Linked DNA regions of Homo sapiens: region 2 is linked to region 1. The links are chromatin loops, found by intact Hi-C in ENCODE. Cell type or tissue: CD4-positive, alpha-beta T cell. All regions are shown on one strand. Each heading gives the region's core, and the rest is flanking DNA. Links, peaks and the distances in the headings are about the cores only.

Evidence for each region. Peaks named below come from ENCODE experiments on the same cell type or tissue, not always from the same donor. Only the 100,000 strongest peaks of a DNase experiment are listed, where the experiment ranks them.
Region 2: it touches region 1 in a loop (2.5-fold over the local background); 13 of 110 quality-filtered maps call a loop at or near these places.

The regions. Positions count from the first base shown.
Region 1 is chr7:155,228,321-155,238,516 of GRCh38, reverse strand. It overlaps LOC105375587 (a long non-coding RNA gene), which reads left to right. Exons shown (of 5, transcript XR_001745437.2): 5 at 1-248. Among named protein-coding and RNA genes, the nearest start is that of INSIG1, 64 kb to the left of the region's middle. RefSeq lists an enhancer at 8,961-9,874. In CD4-positive, alpha-beta T cell, for the core only: no CTCF peak of the experiment used is centred there; a DNase peak (open chromatin) is centred at 4,206.
Region 2 is chr7:155,286,567-155,296,062 of GRCh38, reverse strand. It overlaps INSIG1-DT (INSIG1 divergent transcript), which reads left to right. Exons shown (of 2, transcript NR_183448.1): 2 at 7,199-7,467. Among named protein-coding and RNA genes, the nearest start is that of INSIG1, 6.6 kb to the left of the region's middle. RefSeq lists a cis regulatory region at 4,509-5,108. In CD4-positive, alpha-beta T cell, for the core only: no CTCF peak of the experiment used is centred there; DNase peaks (open chromatin) are centred at 1,852 and 4,802.

The sequences.
Region 1 (10,196 bases), core at 1,048-9,047:
AAGCCAAACAATAGCATGAGTGATCTGTGACTTAAGGACATGCTCCTGCTGCAGTTAACTAGCCCAACCTATTCCTTTAATTCGGTCCATCCCTTCGTTTCCCGTAAGGGATACTTTTAGTTAATTTAACATCTATAGAAACAATGCTGATGACTGGTTTGCTGTTAATAAACACGTGGGTAAATCTCTGTTCGGGCCTCTCAGCTCTGAAGGCTGTGAAACCCCTGATTTCCCACTTCCCACGTCTATATTTCTGTGAGTATGTCTTTAATTCCTCCAGCACCGCTGGGTTAGGGTCTCCCCGACCGAGCTAGTTTTGACACTTCTGTTTCTAAGTTTTGTGGGAACCACCGTCCTGAGCCTAGTTTCTGACATGTGAAGCTGAGGTCTCTGTGGATGGCACATATGAATGTGGAGCTGAGAGACTAGCATGGGCAGGAAGAACGGGGGCAGGGCCTGGGCCTGTTACTATTCATGGGGAGACACCCCTTGGCCCTGCCCTGGGCCCTTTCAGCCTTCACTTGTCTCCTGGACTCTTGGCCCCGCAAGTCACCCCAGACACCACCGAGGTGATCTGGTCTTGGGAGCCCTGGGGCACAGCACACAGTATGTGCCTCAGGCCCCAGGTGCTGGCTGCTTCTGCCCCGTGCTCACTGCTGCTGCGGATTTGGGATGCACCCAGCACTCTTCAGTGGTGCTACTGAAGAGTCCCAGGAGTGGGCCTTGGACTAAGGATGGTGAGGAGCTCTCCTCCCTTTGTCCTTTTGATGGGCCACCTTGGGCCTCAGTAGCTCATGGGGGCTCTCAGCCCTGTGAGAGGGCACAGCCAGCTGTGTTTGGAGCCCTCAGTGGCCGGTTGGGGACCCCGACTCTGCATACTTGCCTAATCAGCCTCCTGGCCTTCCCCACCCCTCCTTGGGACTCCCCAGTGGGCAGCAGAGAGAAGCTCGGGCTCAGGCTCTGCTTTCAGGGAATCAGTGAAGACAGAGCCAGGAGGAGAGCAGGTGGCAAAACAGGACAAGAAGCCAGAGAGACTCAGTCATAGAGGAGACCGCCCTCAGGGAGGGTGCCTGGCTGTGTCTCATGCCACCGAGAAGGCACATTAGAGAGGTGCCCAGCAGCACCCTGGCTCCCTTGGGGGGAAGATTTGCAGGGACAGGAAATCAGAGACGGGAGGAAGCCAGCCCTTGAGGGGAGTTTCTGGAGGATTGGCTGCCTGAGCTGGGAGGGAGTCACAGGGCCACATTTAGGGGGATGTGTTTCTAGGTTAGAATTTTTTCTTTTCTTTTCTTTTTAAGATTAAAGTCTTGGGAATCTTTCTCTGCTTATTAAAAATAATAAATTGAAAGGGATAGGCTAGAGTTAAAAGAGAATCAATGGACCAAGGGCCTGGAGGAAATGGGGCAGGACCCAGCTGGTAGGAGGGGGTGGCTACAAGCAGAAGAAGAGGGGGGCCCGGGCCACTGAGGGGCGAGGGGCACAGATAGGGTGGAGTGGAGGGGTGTGTGAGAGACAGAGACAGAGAGACAGAGAGACAGGCAGAGACAGAAACAGACACAGAGACAGAGAGACAGAGCAAGCAAGAGAGAAAGAGAGAGGGACAGAGACAGAGAGGGACAGAGAGAGATAGAGACAGAGAGACAGAGGTAGACATAGGGACAGAGAGAGGCGTAGGAAGGCTGAATGTGGGATTCACTCTGGCTTTCTCGTTAGCTCTGTGCACCAGGGGAAGCCCTGTTGCTCCAGCTGAAGTGGGCAGAGGCCTGGCAGCCTGGGGCAGGAGGGCAGAACAGCTCTCTGAGGATGGCAGCAGCACTGCTGGGCGCCGTGAGCCCTGGGCTGGAGCAGGGATGGCAGTGGCACCCTTGTGACTGAAGCTTTCTCTAGGAGTTCTGGGAACACCAGGGTAAGGCGGTGGCAGGCGGGCAGGTGCCGGAACAGACCTGTGTGGCATGGAGATGTGCACAGGGCAGGGTGCAGGAGAGCCCTCGGTGCTGGGCCGGGGACTCTGGGAAAGGCTGGAGAGGAAGTGAAGCTAGAGTGGGCTGAGGGGGTGCTAGGGGCCTCGGTGGGCCTAGAAGCACGGAGGTGAAGTTAGAGCTGATGGTTTCAGAGGTGGGGTCGTTTGAGGTGGTGAGTCTGGGTGTCACCACAGGAGCCACACTTGGGGGGATCCTCAGTGATGCTGGACCCGGAGGTGATAGGGTAGAGTCGCTTTGCCTCCTTCAGATGCTTACATGGCAGCCTGGCATTCTCCACGCACAGTGAAACACCGAGCACGTGCCCGCCAATGGTGAACAGGGAGCTTCATCTCAGCGCCCAGTGCATTTACTGTCCCTGCCGGGCCACCTAGCACAGCTGTTGAGAGAGACAGTGGGTACATTTGCAAAAGGCGTTGAATTTGTGAAGTGCCTTCATCTCCAGTGACTGAGCTTATATGACAGATGCCTCATACAATGGCTGATGCGTGGAATTATGGTGGAGAAAAGGAATTCTGGGAACCTGCCCCGGTGGATCTCTTCCCGTGACCACCCTGGTATCTCTTGCTCCCGCAGCGGCATCGTGATTTTCTGTTCTGTTCCCCAGCCTTGGCTGACAGAAGAGGGAACAGGCAAGGTGTGTCTGTCAGAATTAGTTATGACAGCAAGCAAAGGATAATTCCAACTAACAGCATTGTGTAAAGGATATAAGACTTCTCTGTCACAGCTAGGAGGCCTGGAAACATTACATCCTTGGCTGAAACGTGCCCCTGGGGCAGGGAACTGGGTTCCTCCTTAGCCCTCTGTTCCACTGTGCTTGGATTCCATTCCCAAGGTTGCTCATAGCCCAGGAGAGCTGCCAGGGTGCCAGCTCTTACATTCCTATTCTAGCCAACAGGGAGGAAGGAGGGCAAGAAAGATTATGCCCTTCTCTTTTGGAGCACTTCCAAGAAGGTGCCCAGGCCAAGTCTACTTCCATCCCATGTCCTGAACTTCGACGTGGCCACAATTCACTGCATGAGGAGCTGGGAAACAGAATCTTGATTCCAGATGGCCACAGAGAGAGCTCAAACTCGGTTTTTCCTTACTGAGGAGGACAGGCAGAATGGATATTGGACACGGTTGGCTGTGCCCCAAAGAGAAACTAAAGAGCGGCATCTTAGGATGATAAAAGGTGACTCAAATGTGCTGTTGCTTCTTATTCGTTTAGGAAACAGGGTAATAATAAAAAGGAGAGTGTGGGACTTTGACCCTTAAAAGAATCAGCCTATTGGAGCCAACTGATGCAGGGGAAAAGCATTTGCACTCATGGGGAAGAAGAACAGTAGCCTGATCTCTGGCCTTTGAGTTTTAATCCACAGCTGACAGTAAACCCTCTTCTGATGTTTATGACAGGCATGAGTGCAATCCCTGACCAGATCAGCCAACGCTGCTCCTCCAATGACACAGAGGAACGTCTTCCGAAAGCATGGCCGGCCCTCGCGTGACCTTCCATTGAAACTTGCCCACGTCAGCCTCAGGCTATGCTGTTGCCCCAGTTTAATCATTAATCACCTCACTTTTGCTCTCCAAAGTTTCCAGGTTTTGACAGTAGTCTGAACCACCTGTGTCAGAAGTGCCTAGAAGCTTGCTAAAATATGGATTTCTAGGTTTCATCTCAGAAATAGTCATCAAAACCCTTGGATGGCTGGGCGCGGTGGCTCACGCCTGTAATCCCAGCACTTGGGGAGGCCGAGGCGGGTGGATCACGAGGTCAGGAGATCGAGACCATCCTGGCTAACACGGTGAAACCCCGTCTCCACTAAAAAATCCAAAAAAAATAGCCGGGCTTGGTGGCGGGCGCCTGTAGTCCCAACTACTCGGGAGGCTGAGGCAGGAGAATGGTGTGAACCTGGGAGGTGGAGCTTGCAGTGAGCCGAGATCAGGCCACTGCACTCCAGCCTGGGCGACAGAGTGAGACTCTGTCAAAAAGCAAAACAAAACAAAACAAAACGCTGGACATAGGGTCTGGGATATTGCCTTTTAAAAAACATGCAATAAAACTTGAGAAGCAGTGTTCTCATGCTGTGTCTACACCACCGCAGGCCCTCCATGTATTTTACAGATAAGAAAAGCCAGGTCTGGGGATGAAGGGACAGAGCAGAGACTTGGACTGAAGTCTCCCGGCTGTCATCCTCGTGTGTTCCCCCAAGGCCACCTTGCTGGATGGTTGAGGCCCTGGCCCTGGTTCCTTGTGGTTCAGTGCCCTCCAGTGGAGCCCTGACTGATGCCCATGCCACAGCTGCCTCTTGGGATTGTTCTAAACATCAAATGGGGTAACAGCCGCAAAAGGGCTCTCGGTCAGAAGGCCATTCGGCTGAGAGTGTGTTTGCCTTCTGGGCGTTTTGGGGTGAGGCCGTGGTTTTGTATACTTACATTTTTGTTTAAGGATCTAATTTATGACCAAGACGTACCACACTAGGCATCTGGTGGGCACGTGGTCCTGCTGCCCACGTGCTGCCCACTGGCTGAAGCTGCGTGGTGCTGCTGCACTGGCTGAAGCTGCGTGTCTCTGCTGAGTGAGAAGTCGAGCGCATGGGAGGGTGGAGGCCTGTCCTGGGTCAGGCTGAACGGTGGCTGAGAGGACGTCGGGCTCAGAGACCCTGGCCCACCAGACCCTCGGCATTCCCAGCCTCCTTAATGTGCTGTGCATTCCCTCAAATTATCCACAATCCGGCACCACCCAGAGTCCACGCTGACGCAGCTGCGCGTCTCTGAGGGCCCAGGCAGAGCTGTCCTTTTGAAGCTTGTCTCTGGGCTGTGTCTGCACCAGAAACCGGCTCGCCTTGCCTGCCCCACCGTGTCCTTGACAACAGCTCCTATTTCCTTTGTTTAAGACAGAGCATAAATATTAGTGGGCGATTTAGTTACGAACCTAACAGGGATGTCTTGGAGACAGCTTTAGTGCAGAAGCCAATGAATTTGGATCTGTCTAGTGCAAAGTTCAAAGCTACTTAAAGAAAGCTTTTCGTTTGTTTGTTTTCCTTTCTCTCTTCATTTGGTGAAATGTCTGGGAAGTGTACGGCTGGCAGGCTGAAAAAGTCCTGGGAGAAAATAACTCGTGCTGGAGAGCAGCAAAGTCCTTCCCACTGGAACTTCCTAGACGAGTCCTTTGGGTTACACATCTGGAATTACTTTTACTAGACAAATCTCTTTTCACTGGACGTCTCTGATTTCAGAATGTGTGATAATTCAGACACCAGTTTGTTGATCTGAAGTTGCCTTCATCATATTCCATGATAGAGGATTTACCAAGCAAATGTCTGAATTATCGATGCTTTGAAGTCCTGTAAGGCCCATTTTGAACCGTAGGAACTGAAATGTTGGTTGATTAGAGGCACTGATGCTCTGGGTGTGGTGTGACAGAAGCGTGAGAGCCGTGTGCAGGGCCTGGGTTTGCAGCCTGGCTCTGCCCCTTGCAGGCTTTGCTCACGGGGTCCCTGTGAGCTGCTTACTCACCTGCCGGGGAAGTGAGCGAGTCCTTCAAAGGAGGCGTTGAAAGCCGACAACAAAGGCACCTTAATACACCTTTGAAGATACTGCCTCGGTCTCAACTCCACCACGAAGACTAAGACGTCTCTGTCTGCCCTGTGAAAGCGTTTAAGGACATGGCTAATTTCTGCCATCAATAAATTTACTGGTCTTATTCTATTGGGTCACTATAAAACTGGCAACAAGCAAACAGGTCTTCAGCAAAAAAGCACTTTGATGCTCATATTACCCCAAATCACTGTGATCATTAAGGATAGAAATCAAGAAGGAACAACAAAATGTGCAGGCCCTAAAACAGAAAGGACGGACGGAGCGAAGCCTCCTGCCTCCTTCCTCTTCCCAGCTTTGCAGCAGGTCCTCAAGTGGGCAAGGGCTGTGGGAGTTTTCTTTTGCTGCTATTATGGTAAATTACCACAAACTTAATGGCTTAAGACAACACAAATTTATTATCCGAGAGTTCTGTGGTTCAAAGGTCCACTACGGGTCTCACTGGGCTACGGCCAGGTGTCAGCACACTGCATCCTTCTGGGGACTCCAGGGGAGCCCCCGTTTTCTTGCCTTTTCCAGGTTGGAGGATGGCCACCTCACTGGGCTTGGGCCCTTCTGTCTTGCAGCTGCAGCAGCATCTCTCTGACTGTATCTGGCAGCGCAGCCCTTCCTCCGACTCCTCTCCCTTCCTCCTCACCAGAAGCACCTGGGATGACATTCACCCACTGGATGATCCAGGAGAATCTCTCGTCTCAAGGCCACCGATGAGCAACCATCATCCTCTGCCATGGAACCTGACACAGGCTCGCATTCCAGGGATCCAGACGTGGATGTCTCTGGGGCCATTGTTCCCTCGACCACAGGGAACAACTGCATGGGTTTCCACTGGTCAAGACAGAAATGTCGCATGACTTGGCCGAAGCAGCTGCAGTGGGCAGCCAGGGGTGGAGGCCTCTGTCCTCCACTTTGAGGCTCTGGTCAGGCGTTTAATTCCTTGCTCCGGAGATATTCCCAGTGAGTCGGCTCTCGTTAAATCTCAGAAAATTCGGTGCTGTGGAGTGGATGAGACTGGTGTATCATTGTTTAGGCCTCATCTGAGCCTATGGATTCTGTCTCAGTGATGGGGACCAGCCCAGGCCGCTGTTTCCACAAAAGAATGACTCTAACAGCAGAAAGGAGAGATGTGTGCAGAGTGAGACCTCTGGCCTGCCATGTGGGGGAACCCGCCCGGCTCCCGGCAGTGTCTCTTGGGTGGCCTCTGGGCCACCAGCGTCTGAATCCCGGAGGACTTGTTAAGGAAGGAACCTACTCCCAGTCTGGTCCCTCAGAATCAGAGTCCCTGGTAACAGGGGCCAGGGAAGCTGCACTTTTCCCCTGTGATTTTCACGTAAAATGAAGCTTTGGAATCGCCAGTACATGGGCATGGGCATGGGCATGGGCATGGACGGGCCAGCCGGATGGACGGCCGCTGCCGAGACGGAAACCTGGGAGGACTGGTCGGTCTGTCTCCTTCAGGTAGTGCTCAGGAGGCTCGAGCACACCTCGTTCCCCGTGGCACTCATGCCCACACTCATCCCTGAAACTTGAGCCAATGTAAGAAACAGCCGTGTGTGGTGATCCATGGGGTGCTGCAGGCAACAGATGCCAAATGCGGTTTTTGTGATGGGAGTCTGGGGCGGGATAACTGTGGGTGCTGCGGGCAACAGACCCCGAATGCGGTTTTTGTGATGGGAGTCTGGGGCGGAATAGCTGTTCTAGAGCCGTGAAGGGATCAAGCACATTCCCAAAGCCCCTGCTCGGCATAATGACCTTATTAAGTCCACGTTTTCTTTCTTTTCCTGGTAGATAGGATCTTTTCTAACCTTTTCCACCTAAGATTCATACATAATTCCCTTCCCCAGCATGATTTGTAACGGCTGCACGGTGGACCATCCCTTGGGAGGCCCATCATCATTCACCTCAACAGGCCCCTTTCCTGGGCCTTTAGGTAAATCTACATGTTCTTTTCGACTGAGGCTTTTTGGCAACCACACATGAAAGTGATGGTCTGGGCCGGGCGAGGTGGCTCACGCCTGTAATCCCAGCACTTTGGGAGGCCAAGGTGGGTGGATCACCTGAGGTCAGCAGTTCGAGACCAGCCTGGCCAACATGGCAAAACCCTGTCTCTACTAAAAATATGAAAATTAGCTGGGCATGGTGGCACATGCCTGTAATCCTAGCTACTCGGGAGGCTGAGGCAGGAGAATCACTTGAACCCAGGAGGCAGAGGTTGCAGTGAGCTAAGACTGTGCCACTGCACTCCAGCCTGGGCAACACAGCGAGACTCCGTCTCAAAAAAAAAGAAAGAAAGTGATGGTCTGCAGCTGATGCAGAGTTATGTAACATGCCACACCTTCCATTTTATCATTTTTAATACAGAATAAAATCCGTCCACAAGTTTCTATGAGACAACATTCAAGAGTGATGTGGTGTAGGTTGTGTTTCGTGAGGCACTGCCAAGATCACAAGAATGTGACTGTTTTTATGATGATCAATGACTCTGACCTCCACAAAGGATTCCTCTGTGAGTGAGGGATCAGATGGCAGCCTGTGGACAGCTGGCATTCCTCAGCGTATTGGTCAGACGACACTCCCTCCTCCGAGAATGGCAGGGTTCCCTCAGTGGAGGAGGCGAGCTGATTGGGTCAGCTGGGAGCTAAGTGAGGTCACAGGGAGGGGCCCCTACCCTGTATAATTGTATCTTTATAAGGAGTGAAAGAGACACCATCTACGGCTTCGCTCCTGGGGAGCCAGAAGCATGGAATCAGGTCCGCGTGGTGGAGGGTTTGGGGCAGGGGCGGGTAAATATGAGGAAAGGGCCAGACAGTGAATATTTTAGGGTTTGTGGCTGTGCAACTCTGCTGTTGTAGTGCAGAAGCAGCCGTGGGTGATACCTGGGCAAATGGGCCTGGCTGTGTTCCCATGAAAATGCATTTACTATAACAGATGCCAAGAGGATTAGGCCACCAACTTTGGCGTGTGCTCTTCGGGCCTGCCGTCTAACAGAATGAGGGTTCCAGCGGTGTTCGCATCATCAGACGTCTAGTGTTCTGCACATAAAACAAGCTCTTGAGGTCAGGAGACAACATGCAATCTAGCAGGCAGGTAGCTCGTGAAGCGTCTCATCTCCCAGCATAACAAGTGCTTCTCCATCCATATGTACAGAATTCCACTCTCCAGGTGGGAACGTTGTGATGGAATACGCTCTGAGAGATAGAGGAGGCGACTTCTGCCAGGAGTGATCAGGAGGACTTCTTGGAGGAGGCAGCACTTGAGCTGGTCTTGAAAGATGATGAGATTTTAATGGGAAAAGAGATGATCGAGAAGAACCTTCTAGCAGGAGGGAGCTGCCCTAGCAAAGACAGGAAGGCTGGAAAATGCGAGAAGTGGGACAGGAAGATCAACACAGGACCTCTCCCTTCTGAGCCAAACTGACACCTACCTCTTGCCATGACAGGCCGCTCTTCTGGAGATTATAAACTATTTATTTTTAACAGAGAAACTGCCTTAGTTGGAGTTCTGGCTCTGCCACTTACTTAGGTAAGAAAGAACTTCTTGGGCCTCAGGCCCTCACCTGTAAAAGGGGCTGAATAATAGGATTGTGCCTCTCTCCAATGGGCTGTTAGAGGTTGGACTGCATGCCCCCAATACTCTTATGCTGAGGCCTAACCCGGTGTGACTGCACATGGAGACAGGGTGTGTAGGGAGGGGATGAAGCTTAAGTGAGGCCACAGGGGAGGCCCAACCCTGTAGAGTCGTGTCTTTATAAGGAGTGAAAGAGACACCATTGCTTGCTTCTCTCCTGTGGGCAGAGGAAAGGCCAGGTGAGGACACAGGCAGGAGGTGCCCCCGCAGCCTCAGGCAGAGCCCTCACCACGCCAGCCCTGCTGACGCCTTGATCTTGGACTCCCAGGCGTCTGCTGCATAAGCCACCCCGTCCGACGTACTTTCCCATGGCAGCTTGAGCAGAATGAGACTGGGGCTTTGGAAGAAGGAACTTCACATGTGAGGAGCTTGGAGAGTGGGACGTGCCATGTGTGCACATGTGCTGCTGGTGGTTGGTGTTATTGTTATTATCAGGAGTGGCGTATTCCCAGCCTCTGGAAGCTCACCTCGTGGTTTTCTTTCTTCTTCCACTTTTCGTTTTTTAGATCATGTCTGCCCTTAGCCTGACATCCCCGCCATGTAGGGCTCCAGGACTGCTGTGGCCTCAGCCCTTCCGGGCTCCAGGAGGCCCTGATTCATTGCTCTCCCCTCCCCCCTTGGCTGGCCTAGGTGCCTTGTCCTCTTTCTTGGGACGGTGCTCACTGACGGGCCCCATGGGAGGAGGGAGACACGGCCAGCTGCCATGCGGGAACAGCTGCCACAGCATCGCCTCCTCCAGACATTGCTCACCACCCCTGGCTTTCCTGAGCTTCTCACCAGCCCTGGTGGAAGTGAGCAAACATGATTACTTATTCTTGTCTTCCCCATCAGGAGGCCAGGGTGGGGGAAAGGCAGTGTGCCACTGAGTTGTTGGTCCTCTAACTTAGTGCTGGTCGCCCGCATGTGCTCTAGGGCCTCGGGGCACGGTGCTGGGACAGCTCAGCTGGCAGACCTAGGACAGGGCTGGAAGGTGGGGGGCAGGGCTGGGGTCAGAACTTTTCTCCCTTCTTCCCT
Region 2 (9,496 bases), core at 490-8,489, 58 kb before region 1:
TCATGACAATATTTAATATTAATAGATTTATGTGTTGTCTCCAGAATGGAAAGGGGCTGTCTATTCCTTGAGCTAGTTGGCTTGCTAAAGACTATTGACTTCATTCTTCTTTTCCTATCTACCTAATAAACCAGTGTTCATACAACCCAGCCTCTCTGACTCTGTCCCTCCTCTCATCTGTACTGGGACATTATGAACCATGGAAGATCCTGGAGTCATAGAGGCACCCTGTGGCTCTGTGGCTGTTGCACTTACACCGACCAAGATGTCCCGTGGGAATGTGGGAAGGTTGCCCGTGGGGTTCCTGCTGAGGGCCTCCAGCGTGGCCTCTGAGTCGTAGGTAGAGATTGTCACTGCGTTCCCAATGTGTGTTTGCCCAGGTGCCTGTGGAGTCTGGCCCCATGAAGAAATGCAGCCTGGGGTAAAGACAGTGGGAGAGTTTGAGTTTACCCCCTTGAATACCCCCTTTGAAGACCGAGCCTCCATATCAGTAACCACATTCCAAGATTTTCAGGGGTTGAAATTTGCTTATCCTCAAGCAAAGCTGTTGTTGATTTTGTTTCCCTGCTAATCGTGGGCCGTGTGTTGAAGATAATGGGGTTCATTCTCTTCAGCCCCTGTCAGCCACTCTGAGTTCAGCATTTAGGGAAATCTGCTCATGATGGCACCGTTTAGTTCTTAATTGCCCCACAATACAGAAATCATCACAGATGTGGCCTTACTCTAGGGGAGTTGACTATTGTTGAGTTAAACACCTCGCCGTGCCTTCCCAGATCACTAAGTAACCCTCAGACTGGTGGCCTCTGTACTGAACAGGCTGGCGGAAGGGAGCACAGGACGGCTGTAGCTCTTTCGGATACGGAAGAATCATGCACTCATAAAGGCCTAAAGACTGGGAGGTGTCACGTAGTGAGCAATCTTGCCTTTAGTCTGTTCTTACTGTTCTTTTTATTATAACATTAATAACCATTTGTAAGAAATATTCTTAAGATAAAGTAGATTACCAAATATATATTTTTTCATATAAAAGCATCACATGCTCATTGTAAAACATCGTGGAAAAATATATTTTAAAGAAATAGTCTATAATCCTACCAACTAGAGATGACCATTGTTAACATTTTGAGGTATGTATTTCCAAATATTTTTTCTATCCATAAATGTGTTTAAAAAAACACAAATAGGATCAACTTCACATTAGTGGAACCAGTTATTAAGTGATCATGAACGTCTTTTAAAGGCAATCAATACAGACTACGCCATTTTTTAATAGCTTTAGTGAGGGCGAATTCATGCATTGTGCAATTCACCCATTTAAACGGTGAATTCAGTGTTTTTTTGTGTATTCACAGAGTTGTACAACTATCATCACAGTCCATTTTAGAACATTTTCATCACCCCAGAAAAGACCTTCATATGCTTTAGTTATTGCCTCCTTATCCCGACTTCCACCCCCAGCCCACGGCAACCACTGATCTACTTCCTGTCTCTATGGATTTCCTGTTCTGGACATTCGTATGAATGGAATCGTATAATATGTGATGTTTTGTGACTGGCTTTGTTGACATAATGTTTTCAAGGTTCATCCATGTCATAGCATATGTCAGCACTTCATCCCTTTTTATGGCTGAATAATGTTCCATTGTATGGAGAGGCCACATTTTGATTATCCGTTCACCAGCTAGTGGACGTTTGGGTTGTTCTCACTTTTCGGCTATTACGAATGATGTTGCTATAAATGTGCACAAGCTCATCCATGTGGGTGTAGCTCTTCATTTCTCTTGGGTGGAGTTACTAGGAGTGCACTTGCTGGGTCACATGGTAACTCTATGTTTAATCATTTGAGGAACTGCTGGACTTTTTCCAAAGCAGCTGCATGATTTTAAACCTCCATCAGCAGGGTATGAGGGTTCTGATTTCTCCACATCTTTGCCAACACTTGTTATTCCTTGAGTTTTTGATTCTAGCCATCTCAGTGGATGTGAAGTGGTATGTCATCGTTTTCAAAAGCAGAATAGTGTTTGTCTATGAAGGGAAGTGCCTTAGCTTACTTGCCATGAAAGCACAATCCCCCAAGAGTGAGGGAAAGAGGTGAGTGAAGCAGTGAAGGAGAAGCTATGGTGAGGGTCACCTCACTGAGCCGACCATGGCTGTTGCGTGACATGTGGTTGCTAGTCACACAGGGTACCTTCTGTACAGGCTGTGGAGACCCACCATGCCTTGCAAGAACAGTCCTTTGGGGGAAAAGAAAGAAAAGAAATGCATCTGGTAGCTCTCTATCTTCCGTCTCTTACTGGCCCCAGTTTACCCCTCCTTCATTAACTCTTTCAGTTTTCCTGATTCTAATACAGTCATACACTGCACGATGACATTTCCATCAGTGATAGGCTGCATATACGATGGTGGGCCCATGTAATGCCATATGTTTACTGCACCTCTTCTACGTTTAGATATGTGTAGATGCACACATCCTCGCCATTGGGTTCCACTTGCCCACAGTATGCAGTACAGTCACATGCTGCACAGGTGTACGAGGAATGCCCTCCAGCCTAGGTGTGTAGTGGGCTCTACTGTCTCAATTTATGTAAATGCACTCAATGGTGTCTGCATGAAAAATCTCCTAACAATGCATTTCTCAGAATACATGCTCGTTGTTACGCGACACATGACTATACTCAGCCCCACGCTGCGGCTGATGGGACAACCAGATTCCACAGCCAACAGTGGACTCATCCTCAGAGCCCCAAGTGGTAAGAAGACCCCAGAGCTGCTTCTGCAAGTCAAGTTGGTCAGACTGTCCATGCCTATATTGATCACTGGAAAGGGGAGTAGAACAGTTATGATTGGCAGAGAGATGACCCTCCAATGTGAAGAGCTGTTGGTGAATCCATCGCAGAGACCACTGCAGATGGTGACTCTGCATTGGAGTGGAGGGTGGGCCAAGGCAGACTGTGTAGGATGAGAAGTCAGTGTGCCTCGTACAGCCCTGAGGCTGGAGCAGAGGAAAGGGGCTGCCAGGGGCAGTGGCAGAAGGTCCAGTAAGATAGGAAGAAAGTGTGCGACCAAGAAATCCGGGGGGGGGATGTTCTGGAAAGGAGAAAGTGGCAGCCATGGCATGCAAGACAGAGACCAATCATGTCTGGGGGTCCTGTGATGTGGTCAGCAGGAAGCTCGGTGTGAGTGGCCTGAGTCACGGGGGAAGCTGCGCTTCCATGAGATAAGGAGACAAGGAAAATGAGGCTGCCAGTGAAGATCCCTCTGGAAGGGGTCTGGCTGTGAGAAGGAGGGGAGAGATGATGGAAGCTGGAGGAGAGAGTGATGGGGAAAGAGTTTAGTTTGTCTGTCTGTTTGTTTGTTTATTTTGAGACAGAGTCTTGCTCTGTCAGCCAGGCTGGAGTGCAGTGGCTCGATCTCAGCTCATGCAACCTCCACCTCCCTGGTTCAAGGGATTCTCCCTCCTTAGCCTCCCACTCAGGATTACAGGCACCTGCCACCACACCCGGTTAAGTTTTGTATTTTTGTAGAGACAGGGTTTCACCATGTTGGCCAGGCTGGTCTTGAACCCCTGACCTCAGGTGATCTGCCCGCCCAAAGTGTTGGGATTACAGGCATGAGCCACGGCGCCCAGCCTGTTTTGTTTTAAAAAATGAGAGACGTGAACAAATATAAACGCTGATGGACCCAGTAGAAAGATTGAAGAAGAAGGGCAGGGCGTGGTGTCTCACGCCTGTAATCCCAGCACTTTGGGAAGCTGAGGCAGGTGGATCACGAAGTCAGGAGTTCGAGACCAGCCTGACCAACATGGTGAAACCCCGTCTGTATTAAAAATACAAAAATTAGCCAGGCGTGGTGGCACATGCCTGTAATCCCAGCTACTCGGGAGGCTGAGGCAGGAGAATCGCTTGAACCCAGGAGGTGGAGGTTGCAGTGAGCCGAGATTGCTCCATTGCCCTCCAGCGTGGGTGACAAGAGTGAGACTCTGTCTCAAAAATAATAATAATAAAATAAAGAAAGACTGAAGAAGAGGGAGTGAGAGCAGGCAGTGGAGAGTGAGGTCCCTGAGGAGAAGATTAGAGGAGGAGATTGGTGTCTAGGACCAATCCTAGTGGGGATTCCTGGGCAGGCACACCCTCTACTGAGGAAGTAGGTGGGAGAGATGGGGGCGGTGTGGTGGGGTCGCCTTCCCCTCAGGAAGTTTCTGTCATTTCTGAAGAAGGAGGAGAGCTCCTGAGTTAAGAGGGAGACAGGAGCGATTGGAAACTGGGAGTGTAAACCCTTTGGTGTGGAGTGCCTGGTGGAGGTTTGTGATGGCGACTTCACAGGGCCCAATCTGCAGGGTGGCGTGGGAGTTCTTCTCTACGACACTCCAGGCTGGGTAGCAATGGCAGAGCATTCGAGGGGCCTCTAGAATTGGTTTTTTCCTGGTGGTGCCAAGGAGGGGCAATGGAGCAGTGGAGGGCAGGTTAGCGGCAGGCGGCTGGTGGCGTCATGGAACCTGGGTCAGGTGAAATGGAGGTGAAAGGAGTATGCCGGGAGGAAGAGGGCCCCACAGAGGGAAGGGTCAGTGTGTAGAGGCTTGCCCTATGTGAACACTGGGTATTGGCCCTACAAGGGTAGCAATATTCATTGATTAATGCAACCCAAGCTCCCACAGATTCATTACTGGATGGGTGATCTGAAGGCGAGAGCCTGGGCAGGAGGAGGCTGTGTGGGCACATGGCGTCAGGGGAGAGCCACTGCAGAGGGTGGCAGTCCCCACGATGAGCCTGGGATTGGGTGGCTGGAGTGGTGTGGAGTGAGTCACCAGGGCCAAGGAGGTCAGGGAACCCAGAGGCGAGGCCTTGGATGAGTCATGCTTGAGTGGGACGAAGTCCTCAGCACAATGACAGGTTTGGGATATGGAGACAGACTGTGTGTCAGGTGTCTGAGTCCCTGGGGAGTGAAGGCAGCAGATAGCAGTGGCAGAGGGGGTGCACTGGGTGGGATGGTGTGCCCCCAAATTCATGTCCTTCTGGGAACCTCAGAATGTGACCTTATTTGGAAATCGAGTCTTTGGAGATGTAATGAGTTAAGATGAGTTCCCACTGGAGTAGGGTGGGCCCAAATCCAACATGACTGTTTCCTCCTAAGAAGAGGAGGTGAGACCCAGAGACAGACATGCAGGAGAAGCCGTGTGAGGACGGAGGCGGACATGCGCCATGGTTTGCTGGGAGCCACCAGAGGCCGGAAGGAGTAAGGAAGGATTGTCCCGTAGGGCTCTCACAGGGAGCAGGGCCTGGAAACACCTTGCTTTCAGCCTTCTGTCCTCCGGGACTGGGAGGGATGTGGAGCATGGAGCAGGAAGGAGTGAGGGGCGGAGGGGCCAGGGGCTTGCCACCTGTGTGGTCATGTCAGGCCTTGGCCCCACGGTCGGTGGCTACCACCCAAAATATAGACACACCATATAATCTGTGTTACTCAATTTCACGGCACCTGAAAGATGAGTGTTCTCTCTATCTGGTGAAGAACGTGAAGAAATGGAGTCCTGAAGCAAGCAATGTGCTCAAAGCTGTGACAATGCTGAGGGGCAGAGCAGGGGTTCAGATCCAGCCTCCCTGAGTCCATAGCTGGGCTCCCCGCACCCCCATTGCTCTCACCCCTGGAGTTCCTGCTGTGCCCCAGGCACTGTGCTAGAGATACACAAGGGCTCTTGCTGCATGGTCCTGGAGCTGCTCACAAACTAATGGGGGAGAAGGACCTAGGAGGAGGCTCCCGGCACTGCTGTGACAAATGACCACAAACACGGTGGCCCTGCACAGCACGCATGTGTCATCTCAGAGCTCTGGGGGTTGGGTGCCTGAACTGGGTTTCGCTGCAGTAAGATCAAGGCGCTGGCAGGCTGGGTTCCTTCTGGAGACTCCAGGGGGTCTGTTCCCTCGCCCTTCCCAGCACCCAGAGGCTGCCTGCCTTCCCTGCTCATGGCCCTGTCGTGGTATCACTCTGGCCTCCTGCTCACTTCGAAGGGCCTGGAGTTAGGTGGGACTTGCCTGAATAACCCAGGTAGTATGAGCTGAGTGTCTGTGTCCTCCCAAATTCATACGTTGAAAGCCGCACCCCAAGGCAATGGTGCCAGGAGGTGGGGCCTTTGGGAGGTGCTGAGGTCATGAGGGTGGAGCCATTGTGAATGGGGTCGGGGCCCTGAAGAGAGAGCCCCAGAGAGCTCCCTGGCCCCTTCACCATGTGAGGATGCAGGAGAAGGCGCCATCTCTGAACTAGAAAGTGGCCCTCGCCAGACACTGTCTCCCAGTGCCCTGAGCTTGGACTTCCAGCCTCCGGCACTGTGAGAAATGAATATCTGCTGTTTATAAGCCCAGTCGCTGGTACTTTGTTAGAGCTCCCCGCATGGGCTTAGACACCAGCAGAATCTCCTCATCCCAGGATCTTTAATCGAGTTTGCAAAGTCCCCTCACCATGTAACATCACACATTCACGAATTCCAGGGATTAGACTGTGGACTTTTGGGAGCGGACTGATATTCTGCCTACCACAGACATGAAAACATCATTTCGATGCATTTTGGTGATTTTTATCATAGAAATTCATAGACAGGCGGTGCTATGGAAACACAGAAGAGGGACAATTAGAAAATGCCTCTCAGGAGATGTGACATTTGAGCTCAGTCTCGAAAGATGAATTTGTCACCCAGAGAAGGAGCAAAGCCATTCCAGCAGAGGAACAACTTGCGCAGAGGCGTGAGGCCCTCGGGGGATTCTGAGCACGTGGGAGACAGAGTGGAGAAGTCAGCTGGGCTGAAGCCTGGGGACAGGCTAAGCAGCTTAGCCTTTGTCCCGGGAGCTGGTGTGGCTAAGTCTTTTTTGATCATCTGTTTCAGTTGGCTGATGTTTACCTTGTTCTCCCCAATACATATATCAATGTATTTACTACATATATATATATATATAGCTGTCCTCATATCTTATATGCACTACATGATATATTATAAATAGATATTTAATTACAGAGCCTCTTGAATTTTAGCCGAACCAGCTAAAGACTGGGCACCAGCTAGACTGAACTTCTCAGCGGTTGGTGTGGCCATGAGCCTAAATTTGGGCCAGTGGGCAGTGGGCAGGTGGGTTGTTTGCAACTCCCAGTCACTCTCTGAAGATGAAGGCGCTTCCCTGGACTCCCTCTTGATCTCTGTTTTTTCCTCCAGCAGGGAGTGTGGGTGTGGCAGCAACCCAGCATCTACCATGCCGACCATGTGCCATGCCATGCACCGCGTGTCGTAACAGGACAACAGAGCAAGAGACCCAGCAGACAGGGGTCCCCAGCAACCTCATGAAGCGCCATCCACTCACCTCCAGACAGTCTGGGGAGAGAGACTGAAACTTCTGTCTAAGCCACTTCATCTTTGATCTCCTTGTTTTTGTGGTTCAGGTTGTATCTTAATAAATAAAACGTGTTTGAGTTCATGTTTACATCCAACCATTAAAAAAGTATATTTTGCCATGAGATAAACAATGAGACCCTGCACGAGATGAAATATTTCCATGGTCACTCGTCATCTCCTTACAGAGAATTACTAAGATTTTATTAAAACAGTGTAGATTATGAGAGTATGGTGACTCTAAAGTGAAGTTTACATTCAGATGACCCCCAGGCCCGCGTATGGAGCTCCGGTTCTGTAGCTGAAGATGGGACAGAGGTGCAGGGAGAGCTGCAGTCGCGTTCTCGGAGGCATGGCCCCGTGTTGATCGGACACGTCATGTTCAGTCAGTGCCATGCAGGTGTGCAGCGGACGGTCTGGCTGAGGCCGGGGGTGCCACGGTCCCCCCGTCTGCTGAGTAGTAGCAAAGCTGAATATTTTCCTGGAAACATTTTGTGCGCCCCTGGGGTGTGCTGCTGGGGACAATGGGAAGTCTTTGGAACTCAGGAGCAGCGCACGCTTGGTATTTGTGCTGGAAGATGACCAGCCACAGACTGGAGATCAGGATGGCCCGAGACCAGGGCCACTGCTGACCCTGGGCAGGGAGGACACAGTGTGGCAGAGGCCTGCATTGGTGGGATGGGAGGAGGCCTTGCTGGAGAGCTCAGAGGTGGAATATGGTGGTCTCATGTGGCTTCTCTTACCACAGACCCCAAGACAAAGGTGCCCACTGGTGGGAGGCTATGACCATTGTGCTGAGTCGCACGACCTGGAGCATCTCTGAGAGAGCAGAACTCACCGTCCCCACTGCATAGCTCTTCAGGCCCAGGGCTTTCGAGGAAGAAACAGGTGATCATCTTCCACCTGGCAGCTCCCAGGAGACGGGTGGGGTCAGTGGACCCTGTTCGCAGAACTAAAGGCGGGAAGACCGTGGCTTCCATTCACCTCCTCAGAAGTGAGCCAAGGGCCCTGGGCTGGCGACAAGGACTCTAAGGAGCTTGCGGGACCGTGCGGTGTTCGTGACGACAAGGACTCTAAGAAGCTTGCAGGACCGTGCGGTGTTCGTGACGACAAGGACTCTAAGAAGCTTGCAGGACTGTGCGGTGTTCGTGACGACAAGGACTCTAAGAAGCTTGCAGGACTGTGCGGTGTTCGTGACTTCCCCTTGCCTGTTGTTTTTAAAATCTTTTGTTAGTTTCTCTGTAGTTATTGGCAGAAAAATCTTTATTCGTGCCCCTGTTCAAGATTAGCAAGAAAGAGGAAATGTGGAAAAGCCACATCCTGTTTTGCAGCCAGGCTTGTGTGTGGTGGAGGGACAGGGGACAGGACCCTACGGGATGGGATGAAGAGGGATAAAGACGGCCTGGGATGGAGACGGTGGGAAGGCGCCTGTGATTCCTTAGAGCAGCACAGGCGGTGCAGAGGCTCCAGCTGGGGTCTGGAGGATGAGGCTGCCATCAAGCTCCACCATGGGCCCTGGGGAGGGGTAGGCAGGGCAGGGGGACAGCCAGAGGATGGGGAAGAGGAATGGGTGTACCATAGACCTACGGTGACATGGAACAGGCACTAGTAGGAAGGCAGCCGGGTGTTTGGGGGCCCGGGCCACAGCAGATTTCAACAATAACATGGACAAAACATGGAAAGAGCAAAGAAGACAGTGCAGGTGGCCCACAAGCACATGGAAAGGCACTTAGCTTCACCAGTCAGCAGGGAAATGCGAATCAAAACCACAGTGGGTCGTCACTTCACACCCTTTAGGATGGGTATTGTAAAAACAAAAACCAGAAAAGAACACGCACTGATGAGGGCGTAGAGAGATTGGAACCCTTGTGTGCTGTTGGTGAGAATGTGAAATGATGCAGCTGCTCCAGAAAACAGCACGGCGGTGTATTAGTCAGGGTTCTCCAGAGGGACAGAACTAATGGAATAGATACATATATATGAAGGGGAGTTTATTAAGTATTAACTCACACAATCACAGGGTCCCACAATAGGCCGTCTGCAGGCTGAGGAGCAAGGAGAGCCAGTCCCAGTTCCAAAACAGAAGAACTTGGAGTCTGATGTTCAAGAGCAGGAAGCATCCAGCAC